Linked DNA regions of Homo sapiens: all the other regions are linked to region 1. The links are chromatin contacts, found by Hi-C or POLR2A ChIA-PET in ENCODE. All regions are on one chromosome and are shown on one strand. The core of a region is the stretch at or near the end of the contact, and the rest is flanking DNA. Distances in the headings are between cores, read along the strand shown.

Region 1 (4,424 bases), core at 1,391-3,890:
CAACAATTCAAGATGAGATGTGGGTGGGGACACAGCCAAACCATATCACTTGTTAAGTCATCTAAACTCTCTTTACCTCAGTTTTCCCACCTGCAGAATGGAAGGACAGCAAAACCTCATTAAATTGTTGATAGGATTAAATGAGCTAATATGGAGCTTAAAAAATATTAACTCCTCAATACATGTCAAATAGTAGTACTGTTAATTATAGTAGGGAGTAATCTAGGTCCTGACCCCAAGTTCCTACTGACTAGCACATTACTTAATCTCTCTGGGTCTCAATTTTTATGATTCTTTCTTTTCTTTTTTCTTTCTTTCTTTCTTTTTTTTTTGAGACAGAGTCTTACTCTGTTGCCAGGCTAGAGTGCAGTGGCGTGATCTCGGCTCACTGCAACCTCCGCCTCCCAGGTTCAATTGGATTATTTCGTTTTTATACAGATATGTTTAATATTTGTTTTACCGACATGCACATTTCATCTTGACTCTAATTCTAATTTTTCAAAGATTGTCTAAACTTACTCTGTTAGCAAGCAATTTTGAGGACCCTCTGGTACTGACCACTTTGCATTCGAATATAAATAACACTACATTTGCTCACAAAACATACTTTTGTGTGTTTTTTTTTTTTTTTTTTTTTTTTTTTTTTTACTCACACCTGGTCAGCAAACAACTGATATATCTGAAGCAAAGCTTTTTCAGGGTTAGAACAATTTAGACTTGCATATTCATTTTTAAGCCTATGATAAATATGTTTATTACATAAAAGTAGGAAAAGATCCTCTGAAAATGCAGAAAATATTTTACCTCACATTTTACCACGCAGAGGTCTCCAGTGTAGATATTTGCATGTTTCTTTCAGTCTTTTTTCACTGCATTTTTTGGAGTGACATTGAGCTTTATTAGTGTATACCATTTTCATATTATTACAGCCTTCTTACTGCGTTTCAAAATTTTTCTGCTTATTAAAGTTTTATATACTTAATTTACAAATTTTGCAAAGTATACAAAAGAATAAAATAAAAATCATTCATAATTGCACTGTTACAGCCCACTGTTAAAATATCACATTTCAAAATACTTCTTTTTTGTTGCTTAAGCATATTCCATACAACTAAATTTTATATAAAATGTGATTTTTATTGGCTGCATAACAAACACTATCACAGAAGTATCATAACTTATTTTACATTAATTTATAAACTGTGGCATTTCATATTTTAGTTTCACGTTGGGTGATGCCTCTTAACTATGGGACAGATATATATGATCATACCACTTATGTGACTAGTTAAAGATCACGTTTCTATCCCTTTCTTGTCATCCCCTAGAATCAAGCTGCTGCAATCCCCGGAGACCTAATGCAAACGCTTCACCTCCTGGACCCAAGCCATCCCGCCCCCCGCCCCCGCCTCTCCCGTAGCTGGGACCACAGGCACGCGCCATCCTGCCCGGCTAATTTTTTTTTATTTGGTTGAGAGGGCGTTTTGCCATGTTGCCAGGCTGGTCTCTAACTCCTGGGCTTAAGCGATCCTCCCGCTTTGACCTCCCGAAGTGCTGGGATTACAAACACCAGCCACTGCGCCTGGCCCAACATTTTTAAAGTAACAAATGTATCAATTTACAAACTTTCCTTTGGATTTTGAAAACTGAACTTTTTCTCTTCTAAACAAAGTCTATCTACTGAACTTCAGTTTTTTCAGGACCCCGCACAATGGCAGCTTAAGTTGGACCAACTGGAAAGGTTTTCAGTGGATCTTGGGGAGGATCGGAGACAAGGCGAATGGGCTTTATTCTCTTAAAATTTCCTGACGGGCGGTGGACACATATTTGCTTGATGTCACCAAGAGCAAGAATTACGTTCCAGGAGCTGGGAGGAAACAACGGAGGCGGCTCTCTCGCCCCCAAGAAGCGGCCCTTGGTTGGCAGAATTTGACAGATGACTGGGATCTTCGAGGATTTTCCAAGCAGGATCGGGGCGCAGAAGAGGAGGGAAAGTGCGTGAGCCCACGTGACCCAACTCCACTTTCAAGTTTGAGAAGCGGAGCTGCCAGGATAAATACCCATCTGCTACCAATAGATGCTTTCCCTCCCTTGGGCCTGATAAAAGAATCCCCAAGTTCCGGGAGGCATGCTTCGAAAATTGTTGGCAGGAAAAAAATGTTCAACTTTTGCCATTTAGCAATGCACTGACAGCCTTTTGGGGATCATCACTACTTATGGCTCATACATCTGCCCACCGCTTCCTAAGTCCTCTCCCAACCCTCCCCGAGTTTCAGTTCCACTGAACAGAGAACAGCGAGAGCAACAGTTTGGTGGCCGAGCAGCCCGTCTCCGTGGGCGCGCACGCCGCATCGCGGGCCTCACACCTCACTTTGGGCTTCGGCTCTCGGTCGGCCCGAGACTCCGGCCGCGGCCCTGGTGTCCCCCGCCCCGGTTCCCTCCCCTCGGACACGGCCCTCGCGCCGGCGGCCCCGGTCCCCTCCCCACCGGCCGCGGCGGGCACAGCGCGTCGCCTACCCACAGGCGGGGGCGCCGGCCGGGCGCATGCGCGCGGCGCTCCCGGGCGTGCCGGCCACACTCCCCCCACCCACTCGGTGAGCTTGTCACTTCCTGCCCTCGCCCCATCTCCGTCCGGGGTCAGTCAGTCGCTCCCTGTCGCTGCCGGAGAGTCTCTGCTTCCCCCTTCCTACGCGCTCCGCGGCGGTAGCTCGGGCTCTCCGGAGGAGGGGGCGACAGAGTAAAAGAGAGGCTGACTTAATAAAGTTTCCTGAAACAACAACTACCACCGAAAAGGCCCAAGGTTGGGGGAGACCCCCATTTTTCTCCGCCCCTCTCCTAAAGCCTGAGGGACCGTTGCAGGTGGAGCGGCGCTGGTGGGACCCGGGTTGCGGCGGCAGCCGTTGCCCCGGCGAGGGAAGCCTCAGGTCCTGCCCGCTCCGGTTCCGGCTCCTTCGGTGGTGGCGGCGGCAGCTGCTGCCGGGCGGTTCCTCCTGTCAACTGCCTCCGCCCGCGCGCCTCCCGCCTAGCCACACAGCGCGGAGGACGCCGTGAGCCGCCGCCGCAGTCGTCTCGGCCCGCGGAGGGACGTGGTGAGCTGTGGCGCTTCCGCGTCAGCGCCGGCGGGGACTCTTTGGGAGCGCGTCGGGCCCGAGTCCGGGTTCCCCCGCGTGGTCAGCGGAGGCTGCGCCAGGTGGGGCCCGCAGCCGCCTCCCACGCCAGGCTGTCCCCGCGGCCGCCCGGCCTGCCTTCCTTCCTTCCGCCCGCCCGCCGGCCCGCCCTAAGAGTTGAGTAAGTTGGGCGCACTTGGTTGTGGGGACGGGGTCTCCGCCAGGGAGACCCCAACGCACGTGCGTAGCGGGAGGGCGCGGCGTGGGCCAGCAGCCGGCGGGAGCGGCACCTCCGTAGTCCCGGAGCCCGGCGGTGCCCGCCGCGCTCTGCGCTCCGTTTCCGCGCGCCCGCCCGGGACGGCGAGGCCGCAGCCGCCCGCGCTGCCGGCCAGGCCTTCGCCCTGCGCTGCGCACCCGAGGCTGCGTTTCCGGGTAGGGCGATGAACCTGTGTGGGGAGTTTGGGCTGCAGGAGGGTTTGTGCGTCTTTCTGTTTTCTTTTCGAGAGGGAGGTGCGGGTCCGTGGAGGGAAAGCGGAGAGCTGATGATGGGAACGTATCTGGAAAATGCAGCCAGTGCCCCCCAGGAAGTTCAGGGCGAGTGACGGGTTTGTGCTTCTTTCAACAGCCACGCCGCAATGAAGAGCTTCTTACAGTGAAAGCAAAGTAGGTCGAGTCCACTGAAAATGCCTTTAAGGGACAAATACTGTCAGACTGACCACCATCATCACGGATGCTGTGAACCAGGTAGACCCCTCTTCGTCCGCAGTTGCTTTGCCCTCCATCAGAGCCACTCTGCCTTCTCTTTTTTTCTAGCTTTTTTTCCTCCTGCCCCAGTAGTCATTCTTAAGCAGGCTATGATATTCCCTAGCATAAGCCAGTTATGAAGCTAAAAGCTTGTACAAACAAGAGGTCTCCCCTGCTTGATCCCTTAAAAAAAAGTACTGCAAGTGTCACCTTAAATCATTTCCACAAGATCAGTCGCTCAGTCTTTTTTCTTTCTTTTTCAAGGCATCCTGCAGTTAATATACTCCTATGGTCTGTAAATGTTTAAAATTGAAGAGAAAGGAAAACATAGAATACTAGATTTGTTGTCGTGAAATTGTTTCACTGAAACTTTAAAAATTAAAAGTTTCTTAGGCATTTTAATCAGCAAGTAGTTCTGAAAGTCTAAAAGTGAGTTTAGTTTGGGTTTTAAAAGTTTGTTGAACTCATTGGGAGAATCAGGTTTTGCTAAGCGCAACCTTTAAAAAAATATCTTGGGCAGAACATATTATATTGCGAAATAAAAGAGAAATCTCTTTTTTTATTTAGGTAGAA
Region 2 (4,679 bases), core at 1,871-4,370, 640 kb before region 1:
ACAGACAGGGTTTGAGTTTGCCTACAGTAGCAGAGGACCAGCCCAGGCAGAGACCCTGTTGCCTGAGGAGGGAAGGATAGTCATACTTAATCGCTGCCATCCAGACCCTGGCCAGGGGTCTCCTCAGGCAATAGATGACTCTACTAGGTCGGTGCCAGCTATAAAGGAGCAGAACCTCTCACCAGAAAGTCTGAGTGCCCAGATGGAACTAAACCCCAGTATCAGGGTTTGACTTACCTCCATGTCTCCCTCATTCTTTTTCTTGATGAGAGTTCATTTTCTCAGCCCGTCTCCTACCCTTCATCTTACTTCTCTGACACATCCTTCACTGAACTTTCCTACAGTCTCTCTCTCCTCCCCCCTCCACTTGCCTCCACCATTTACTCTATGAAGAGTAGACACAGCGGGCATTCCTGTTAGTGATGAAAACATCGGACTCAGGGTTTGAAGGCTGGATGGAAAGGCTGGCTCTGTTACTTTCTAGTGTGTGACCTTGGGCAAGTTATTTGCCTGCCTAAGCTAAGTGCCTTCATCTGTGAAATGGAGACAAGTGTGGCAATTACTTTCACTGGGTAAATGAAGATTAAACAAGAACAGATATAAGTTCTTGGTATGGTGGATAGTACATAGTAGATAAGCATCCCAGTAAATGACTATTGAAGTGGATGAATGAAACCTGAGTTCTCATCCCACTAGGAGAATACTTTGGGGAATCACTTCCACACCCAAGTTTCTTGACATCTGAGACGTGCTGAGGCTCAAATCCACTATCACTTACTAGTGACCCTAGGCAACGTTTGACTCATATAAAATGAATAATAGGGTTGCAGTGGAATACAGAGTAAGGGTTCAATAAACAGAAACTAACAAGGTTATTATTTGACAGCAAATGATAACAGAAAGGTCTTGGCAAAGAATGGGGACTCCAACTTGCCTACAAAGGAACCGTTTCCAGGACTTCAAGTATTCCATGGCGTATTTAAAGAGGTTCAGGTTACTGGGCAAAAGACAATACTCAGAAATAGGTGTGGTAGAAACCAGAGAGCTGAGAAATCTGGGACCTCCTCGTTCTTAAGCAACAGCCCACGCGCAGGTGATGAGGGTTTATCAAGCGAGCCTGCCAGAAATCACACGGGGAGAGGGGTGGGTTGAGGAGTCTGGAGGCAGCTCTTGAAGGGAAGGGATATTAAACCATGCTATATTCTACTGGACCGGCTTCCCAGGGCTCAGCTAGATTGCCTCACCCACAGTCGGCAGAGAAAGGGGCAGTCTTTTTTCAGGGGGGTGGGAAAAAGCTGACCTAGTCCCCTTCTCCTACACTAGTCTGTCAAATGCCTTAGGGTCTCCTACCAGAAATAGGAGCAAGAATTCCACCCCCACTCCCAATCGCTACCCCTGGCTGCTACGCAGTTCTTCTCAGAGTCCTAGCCAAGGAAGGGCTGGCGAGCTCACAGGGCAGGGGGCTCAGCCGCCCGCCTCCCTTCCCCCAGTTCTCTGGGGGCAGCGGGGAGCAAGGGGCGACTCCGGCCAGCGAAGACTGAGAAGCCGCGGCTGCAGCTCCATGAATGAACGGGCTGTGTCGTGGGCTCCGGGAGTTCACCTCAATCCTTCCTGCCGGCCTCTGTGCTGTCCCAGGTTGCCATTCCCCAGCTCATCACACTTGGTCATTCCTGCCACTGTTTCCCGCCCCCGCAACCCTCATTAAGGAAACCCTCATTTAAAGCCCCAGTGAGAGCACAGGAGGGGTGAGGCAAAGCGAAGGAGGGGCTGGCGGCAGTGCAGCAGCGAAGCCCGGGCTCTCGGTCCTGGGAGCCTCGTGGCCCCGGCCGCCGTCCCCCGAGTCCCCACCACGCAGTTCCGAACTCCGAACGCGAGTCCGCGCCCCGTCAGCAGTCAGCGGGGGTGAGGATGACGCGGGCCGGGCGAGAGGCAGGCCAAATGCAGCAGCCCCGCCGCGGGCCGCCGGGCCCCTGAGCCCCGCTCTTCAGAGCCAGGGGGCCCCGGGTGCGGGCCGGAGGGCGGGGGCCGGCGCGGGCTCTCCCGCCGCAGCCCCGCGCCGCTCCAGCCTATCAGCGGCCACCCAACTGCTCCCTCCGACCGGCCCAAAATAGCTGCGAACGCCTGCGACTTGCGCGCGGCCCCTCACTTGACGCTCACTCCGGCTCGCTCGCCCGCTCGCCCTGGCCCCGCTCCGCTCGTCTAGAGGGGGCGGGGAGGAAGCGGCCCGGGGAGGGGGGAGGGGGGAGGGGGAGAGAGGAAGAGAGGAGGAAGGAAGGAGGAAAGAGGAAGACGGGCGGCCGGAGGCGCGGGGCTGCGCGGCGCCGGCCGGCGCGGCGCTGGAAGGCGCCGGCGTTAACCCCGCGAGGCAGGCGACGGAGGGGGAGCGGCGCTAATACATAAGAGCACTGCATCACGCTAATCTTCTCCCAGAACAGTATGCGTCAGCAGTACATTCACGTTCTGACTGAAGGACAAAAGGATGAGAGAGCAGTCTGCGTGGCTGCCGCCTGCAACACCGCGAGCCCGGCGCGAGGAGGAGACGGTGGGCGCCGCGCGCAGGGGCCCCGCTGCTGCTGCTGCCGCCGCTAGCCAGCGGGGACTATGTTCCTGGGCTCCGGAGCGTTTCCCGCAGCCGCGACCCCCGCTGCTCACGCCGCTGCAGCAGTCCGCTGGCGGCGCGGCCACTGAGGGCGCCGGGAGCCGAAGCCGCGAACTCGCTCCCTCCGCACAAAGCCGGAGCCGGCGGCGCGCCGGGGGCCGGGCAGCGGCGGGCGGCGACGGGCGGTTGCGCGCCGCCGGGGGCTGCGGCCGCCGCCGCCGCCGGACCCGCGCCCGCCCCCGGACTCTCTGAAGGGGCCTGCGGTGCGGGCGCGACCGCGGGCGCCGCGCGCTCCTCCGGCCGGCGGACCGGGTCCGAGCGCAGCCGCCACGCCGCTGGTCCTCGGGGGCCGGACGGAGCGCCGCCCCGCGTGCCGGCAGCCGGCGGACTGGAGAACTGACCCCCCGTTTTTGTCTCTTCCACCCTCCGAGAAGAGGCGAGGAGAAAGGGGGTGTGTGTCTGGGGAGGGCGAAGGCGCCGCGAACACCTCCTCTTAACTCTCGCCGCTCCGCGAGCTCACGACCGCAATCAGCTGCCGCCGGCCCGGAGCGGCCGACGCCGGGAGAGGGAGCGCAGCATCCAGCGAGTGCGGCCTGGGCGGCTTCGGGGCGCCCCCGCACTCCCTCCGGCGGCGGCCCGCAGAGCGGGCCGGGGCCGCCGGAGCGCACTTTGGCGATGAAGCGCCTTCCCCCGCGGCTGGAGCGAGCCGGTGCCAGGGTCCAAGGACAAAGCCGGGAAGCGCTGGTGGCGCCGCTCCTTGGGCGGAGGGGGGGGCATGCACCTGCATAGCCCGCCGGGCCTTGGCTCTCCCAGGCGCGCCTCAACTCCGCGGCTTCGCCGGCTCCGGCTCCGGATTTACTAGAGGCCATTTTGTCTCCCCCACCCCTTCCCTCCCCTCCCCTCCCCTCCCCTCTGCCCTCCCCGCCCCCACCACTTCCCCCTTTTGTTAATTAAAACTAAGAAGTCGGAATGGGAACGAGGTGCCCAGCTCCCGTGGAGAAAGCTTAAGGACACCACGCCAGTGCTTTCCTGCCTTCCTTCCGAGGTAGGTGACGGCGAACTGGGTGGGGACGGTTGCAGTGTGGGAGAGTCGTAGCTTTCGGAGGGCTTGCCTTGAGGGTGGGTTGGGAGACCAGGGGCCGCTCGAGTTTGGCAGGATTTTTTTCGGCCGATCCGCTCCGTCTCTCTAATCGCCCCCTCCCCACCTCCTTCTCCAGATGGAAAGAGGAGCTCCTAGCTCACTTAAGCCGGGGTAGGGCTGGTTCTCCTTTCCGAGCCAAAATCCCAGGCGATGGTGAATTATGAACGTGCCACACCATGAAGCTCTTGTGGCAGGTAACTGTGCACCACCACACCTGGAATGCCATCCTGCTCCCGTTCGTCTACCTCACGGCGCAAGTGTGGATTCTGTGTGCAGCCATCGCTGCTGCCGCCTCAGCCGGGCCCCAGAACTGCCCCTCCGTCTGCTCGTGCAGTAACCAGTTCAGCAAGGTGGTGTGCACGCGCCGGGGCCTCTCCGAGGTCCCGCAGGGTATTCCCTCGAACACCCGGTACCTCAACCTCATGGAGAACAACATCCAGATGATCCAGGCCGACACCTTCCGCCACCTCCACCACCTGGAGGTCCTGCAGTTGGGCAGGAACTCCATCCGGCAGATTGAGGTGGGGGCCTTCAACGGCCTGGCCAGCCTCAACACCCTGGAGCTGTTCGACAACTGGCTGACAGTCATCCCTAGCGGGGCCTTTGAATACCTGTCCAAGCTGCGGGAGCTCTGGCTTCGCAACAACCCCATCGAAAGCATCCCCTCTTACGCCTTCAACCGGGTGCCCTCCCTCATGCGCCTGGACTTGGGGGAGCTCAAGAAGCTGGAGTATATCTCTGAGGGAGCTTTTGAGGGGCTGTTCAACCTCAAGTATCTGAACTTGGGCATGTGCAACATTAAAGACATGCCCAATCTCACCCCCCTGGTGGGGCTGGAGGAGCTGGAGATGTCAGGGAACCACTTCCCTGAGATCAGGCCTGGCTCCTTCCATGGCCTGAGCTCCCTCAAGAAGCTCTGGGTCATGAACTCACAGGTCA
Region 3 (4,553 bases), core at 407-2,906, 720 kb before region 1:
TTCAGGTGATAGGGAGCTAATCCTACCAACAAATTCAAACCAACTTGAGAGCTAATGGCTGAAACTGTTAATGATCGCTAACAAAATGAGTCCTAGGGGCGGGGTGGGGTGTGTGTGTGTGTATTTTGCATTTCTGTGCAGAAGTGTTGCAGGAACTCAGGGACCCCGAATGGAATGACTGGCTGGAGCCGTGGCAGAGGAACATAAATTGTGAAGATTTCATGGACATTTATCAGTTCCCAAATAATGCTTTTATAATTTCTTATGCCTGTCTTTACTTTAATCTCTTAATCCTGTTACTTTCATAGGCTGAGTATGTACGTCACCTCAGGACCACTGTGATAATTGTGTTAATTGTACAAATTGATTGTAAAACATGTGTGTTTGAACAATATGAAATCAGTGCACCTTGAAAATGAACAGAATAACAGCGATTTTAGGGAACAAGGGAAGACATCCATAAGGTCTGACTGCCTGAGGGGTAGGGCAAAAAGAGCCATATTTTTCTTCTTGCAGAGAGCCTATAAATGGACATGCAAGTAGGGAAGATATCACTAAATTCTTTTCCTAGCAAGGAATATTAATATTAATACCCTGGGGAAGGAATGCATTCCTGGGGGGAGTCTATAAACAGCCGCTCTGGGGACGTCTATCCTATGTGGTTGAGATAAGGACTGAGATATGCCCTGGTCTCCTGCAGTACCCTCAGGCTTACTAGGGTGGGGAAAAACCGGGCCCTGGTAAATCTGTGGTCAGACCAGCTCTCTGCTCTCGAACCCTGTTTTCTGTTGTTTAAGATGTTTATCAAGACAATATGTGCACTGCTGAAGACAGACCCTTATCAGTGGTTCTCCTTTTTGCCCTTTGAAGCATGTGATCTACTCCCTGTTCTTAGACACCCTCCCCTTTTGAAACCCTTAATAAAAAACTTGCTGGTTTGAGGTTCAGGTGGGCATCACGGTCCTACCGATATGTGATGTCGCCCCCGGCGGCCCAGCTGCAAAATTCCTCTCTTTGTACTCTCTCCTTATTTCTCAGCTGGCTGACACTTATGGAAAATAGAAAGAGCCTACGTTGAAATACTGGGGGCGGGTTCCCCCGATACAGAAGAGGCTTTAGCTCAAAGAAAGGAACCCCTGATGCTGGCAGCGAGACATATTTTTGGATTGAGGGGCTTTGTCAGAGCTCTGGATGTGTCGCGTATGTTGACCACATATACACAGCTGCTGCTGGGTCACCTCCAAGTGGCCCAGGCTGCCCTTTGCCCTACACTTGTTGGGACACAGGCCTTTGTCAACCCACCTGGGAACAGGTCTTGGTGGATCAGCGTCTCAGACAGGTCTAGCTAGGTCACATTGACATGCCTCGGGATCTATTTATTACCGTTTCCTCCTGTTTGCAAGATGAAACAACTCAGTAACACGCCTACCCAAGGTCACACACAGTACAGCTTCTTTGATGGAAGCCCAGGTGTGTTCTGTCTCTTGAGTCTAGGCTCTCTTCTTTTTATTTAGGGGGCTGTTTATCCTTTTTCAATGCCATTCCTCTCCTCTCCCTCTCCTTTCAAAAGCCAACCATTCTAAAGTGTTTTGGTTTGTAAGAGTGCAAAATGGTGTGTGTGTGTGTGCATGCGTATGCGTTTGTTGCCTGTGAGTGCTATTTTTAACCTATTTGAGTGGTTCAGAATTACAAATCTCACTTCTGTCTTCCTCTTTCTACTCAGCTCTGCTTTGAACTCTTGCATGCTCTATGTGAACCACAGTTTCCTTCCTGCTACTGAGTCCCATGGTTTGCTTCTGTTGCATCTTACCCAACCAGTCTCCCTGGAGTGGGCCCTCCATCTCCCACCACCTCAAGGAATATTGCTATAGATGTCCTACCCCGTCCTTTTATGAGAGCATGTGAGGAATTTGCGGGGGGTACATGTCAAAAAGAGACATGCAGAACCTCAGGGTGGGCATGTTCCGCACTTGCGTCAGGACTGCCATCTCACCTGCCTCCAACCCATCTACATGGCCTCATGGAATTCTTTTCCACTGTATCATGCAGGCTCCCTAGCTGTGAAACAGAGCACAGTGTCATGTAAGATTGTCAAAGCTGACACTGAGTATAGGTTGTGGTGAGCCAAAAATGTGCGATGAGAAAACCTACAAAGTTGCACTATAGAGACATAAAAATTACAGCCATTGGTGTACTGTTCTATTTTTGCCAAATGACCAGATTGTTTGATCATTCCCAATCTGTGCCTATGCTGGCAGGCTCCCGTTTGCACATCCAGATTGGCCCTCCACCCTGCTCTCTGCCCTGCAGGCAGATCTGACTGGGTGGCACCAGCAGACTCCCTCCATCTCTGGCTTCTGGTTGGTGATGGCTATGGAGAGGCACTGGCAGGGGACGAGGGAGCAGTATGGAGAGGCGCTGGCAGGGGACGAGGGAGCAGTATGGAGAGGCGCTGGCAGGGGACGAGGGAGCAGTATGGAGAGGCGCTGGCAGGGGACGAGGGAGCAGTATGGAGAGGCGCTGGCAGGGGACGAGGGAGCAGTATGGAGAGGCGCTGGCAGGGGACGAGGGAGCAGTATGGAGAGGCGCTGGCAGGGGACGAGGGAGCAGTATGGAGAGGCGCTGGCAGGGGACGAGGGAGCAGTATGGAGAGGCGCTGGCAGGGGACGAGGGAGCAGTATGGAGAGGCGCTGGCAGGGGACGAGGGAGCAGTATGGAGAGGTGCTGGCAGGGGTGAGGGAGCAGTATGGAGAGGTGCTGGCAGGGGTGAGGGAGCAGTATGGAGAGGCATTGGCAGGGGTGAGGGAGCATTATGGAGAGGCGCTGGCAGGGGATGAGGGAGCGCTGGCAGGGGATGAGGGAGCAGTATGGAGAGGCACTGGCAGGGGTGAGGGAGCAGTATGGAGAGGCACTGGCAGGGGTGAGGGAGCAGTATGGAGAGGCGCTGGCAGGGGACGAGGGAGCAGTATGGAGAGGCGCTGGCAGGGGACGAGGGAGCAGTATGGAGAGGCGCTGGCAGGGGACGAGGGAGCAGTATGGAGAGGCGCTGGCAGGGGCGAGGGAGCAGTATGGAGAGGCGCTGGCAGGGGTAAGGGAGCAGGAGAGGAGAGCAGGGCTTTACTCCCCTGGCTCCTTTCTCCCCTCAAAACGTGTCTCATTCACTTAGGCCTTCTTTGCTCAACTTTTCAGGTGACAGCAAGCCAGGTCAGCTGCCTGATGGCCCTCATGCAGCTCCTCTCAAAGGGTGCCATTAACTGTGTCCAGTCTCTGCTACTTCAGGCCTCTGGGTGGTAACCACTGCTCTCTCTTGCTGGCCCCGGGTACTGTACCATCTCTTGTTGATTTCCCTAAACTCTGCCCATATGCTTTTGTGCATATTCCTTTATTGAATGGAATGTGTTGTGTTTCCTGCTGGACCCCTGACTGATGATATAGTATCTGATATGTTAAAGGAATACATAAAATGATGGGCCAGACTACATAATATTTAAGGACAGTTTTGGCACTAACATTCAGTGTCTGAGGACAGCTACCACGTCCTGTAATATGCCTGTCTCAGTGCTCCAATCAGAAACATGACCTGGGCTGGCACCTCCCCTCTAGGACACACTTGTCTTCAAACCTTCCCCTGTGTCACCTGCCTGCCTCCAGAGTACAGTGCCACACTCCCCCCCACCCCAAACTCCTCCTCTGTGGCCCTTCAGCTCCCTGGATTGACCTTTGCCAGAGCTTTTCCCTTCCCTGCCTGCATCATGACTGTTACAAAATTGTGACAGGGTCCCAGGCTCCCAGCACAGTGCCTGGCCCATAGCAGATCCTTGGTGTTTATGGAGTGCTTGCTGGCCCTAAGATATTTTCTCTGAGCCCACCAGGATCTTCCCTGGCCCAATGGAGACAGTGACCAGCATCTGTCTGGTACCTCAGCCACCCTGTCCTGGACCCATGGCTTGTTCTACCTTGGGGAAGAAGCCAATGACAGAAGCTGGAAGATGTGGTTGGAAGATCCCAGGGTGGGGGTGGGGGCGTGGTTGGTGGGTGGTTGGTGGGCTGACACTTTAATTGCATAATTATTTCCCCAAAGACACTGGTGCTGGGGAAGATAAGGCCTGCTGCCTGCAGGATGGATGGTGTGAAGATGGGTGAGCTATATTTTCCCAGATAAAAGCACCGATTGCCTATAAACTCTGATTCTGCCTGATGTAAAAGCCACTTTATTGCACATCCAGAAATTACAACCCGTATAAAAGCACATTATTGTGATGTAAAAATAGATTTTTATATAATTTTTTCATGCCACCACCTTGTAATTCCTCATTTCCGAGCACCCTGAGATTGCACTGAGGTTTTTCTCTTTTAATTGTTTGCCATGGCATGCCAATTTATGGTAAGATATTCTCCCTGAGATCAGAGTGGGGCCAGGGCATAAATATCAGCCATGACTTCATGGCAGGCATGGTTGTGGGACACCCGAAATGCCATCAAACAACATCAGATTCCATGTGATGTCACAGATTGGGGTGGTGAGGGCTCTAGTTTTATATTCACCTGAAGCC

Evidence for each region. Hi-C counts contacts between places; a loop is a spot of excess contacts on that map. ChIA-PET counts read pairs that join two places held with the same protein, here RNA polymerase II (POLR2A). Pooled maps may share reads with other maps.
Region 2: a pooled map shows a loop between it and region 1 (4-fold over the local background). The contact joins the promoter of LRRC4 here to the promoter of ZNF800 in region 1. A Hi-C loop is called at or near these places in 1 of 37 single-sample maps with no recorded cell type and 8 of 50 pooled maps. POLR2A ChIA-PET finds 5 or more read pairs at or near these places in 1 of 52 experiments (MCF 10A).
Region 3: a map of OCI-LY7 shows a loop between it and region 1 (4-fold over the local background). The contact joins the enhancer-like site here to the promoter of ZNF800 in region 1. A Hi-C loop is called at or near these places in 1 of 168 maps with a recorded cell type or tissue (OCI-LY7), 2 of 37 single-sample maps with no recorded cell type and 7 of 50 pooled maps. POLR2A ChIA-PET finds 5 or more read pairs at or near these places in 1 of 52 experiments (K562).

Annotation. Positions count from the first base shown.
Region 1 is chr7:127,390,924-127,395,347 of GRCh38, reverse strand. It overlaps ZNF800 (zinc finger protein 800), which reads left to right and starts at 2,640. Exons shown (of 6, transcript NM_176814.5): 1 at 2,640-3,288; 2 at 3,733-3,851. The coding sequence starts at 3,791. RefSeq lists enhancers at 1,841-1,970, 2,711-2,840, 2,685-3,185 and silencers at 2,281-2,680, 3,081-3,480.
Region 2 is chr7:128,029,878-128,034,556 of GRCh38, reverse strand. LRRC4 (leucine rich repeat containing 4) reads left to right here and starts at 3,120. Exons shown (of 2, transcript NM_022143.5): 1 at 3,120-3,644; 2 at 3,817-4,679. The coding sequence starts at 3,917. The region is part of intron 16 of SND1 (staphylococcal nuclease and tudor domain containing 1); the gene reads right to left. RefSeq lists silencers at 1,837-1,906, 2,557-2,676.
Region 3 is chr7:128,106,059-128,110,611 of GRCh38, reverse strand. No RefSeq gene overlaps it. Among named protein-coding and RNA genes, the nearest start is that of MIR593, 26 kb to the right of the region's middle. RefSeq lists an enhancer at 2,140-2,219. Within about 2 kb of position 1,656, at least 7 of the 41 ENCODE cell types and tissues checked have a DNase peak (open chromatin) inside an H3K27ac peak, as active enhancers do; they include OCI-LY7, where a contact is called at or near this core.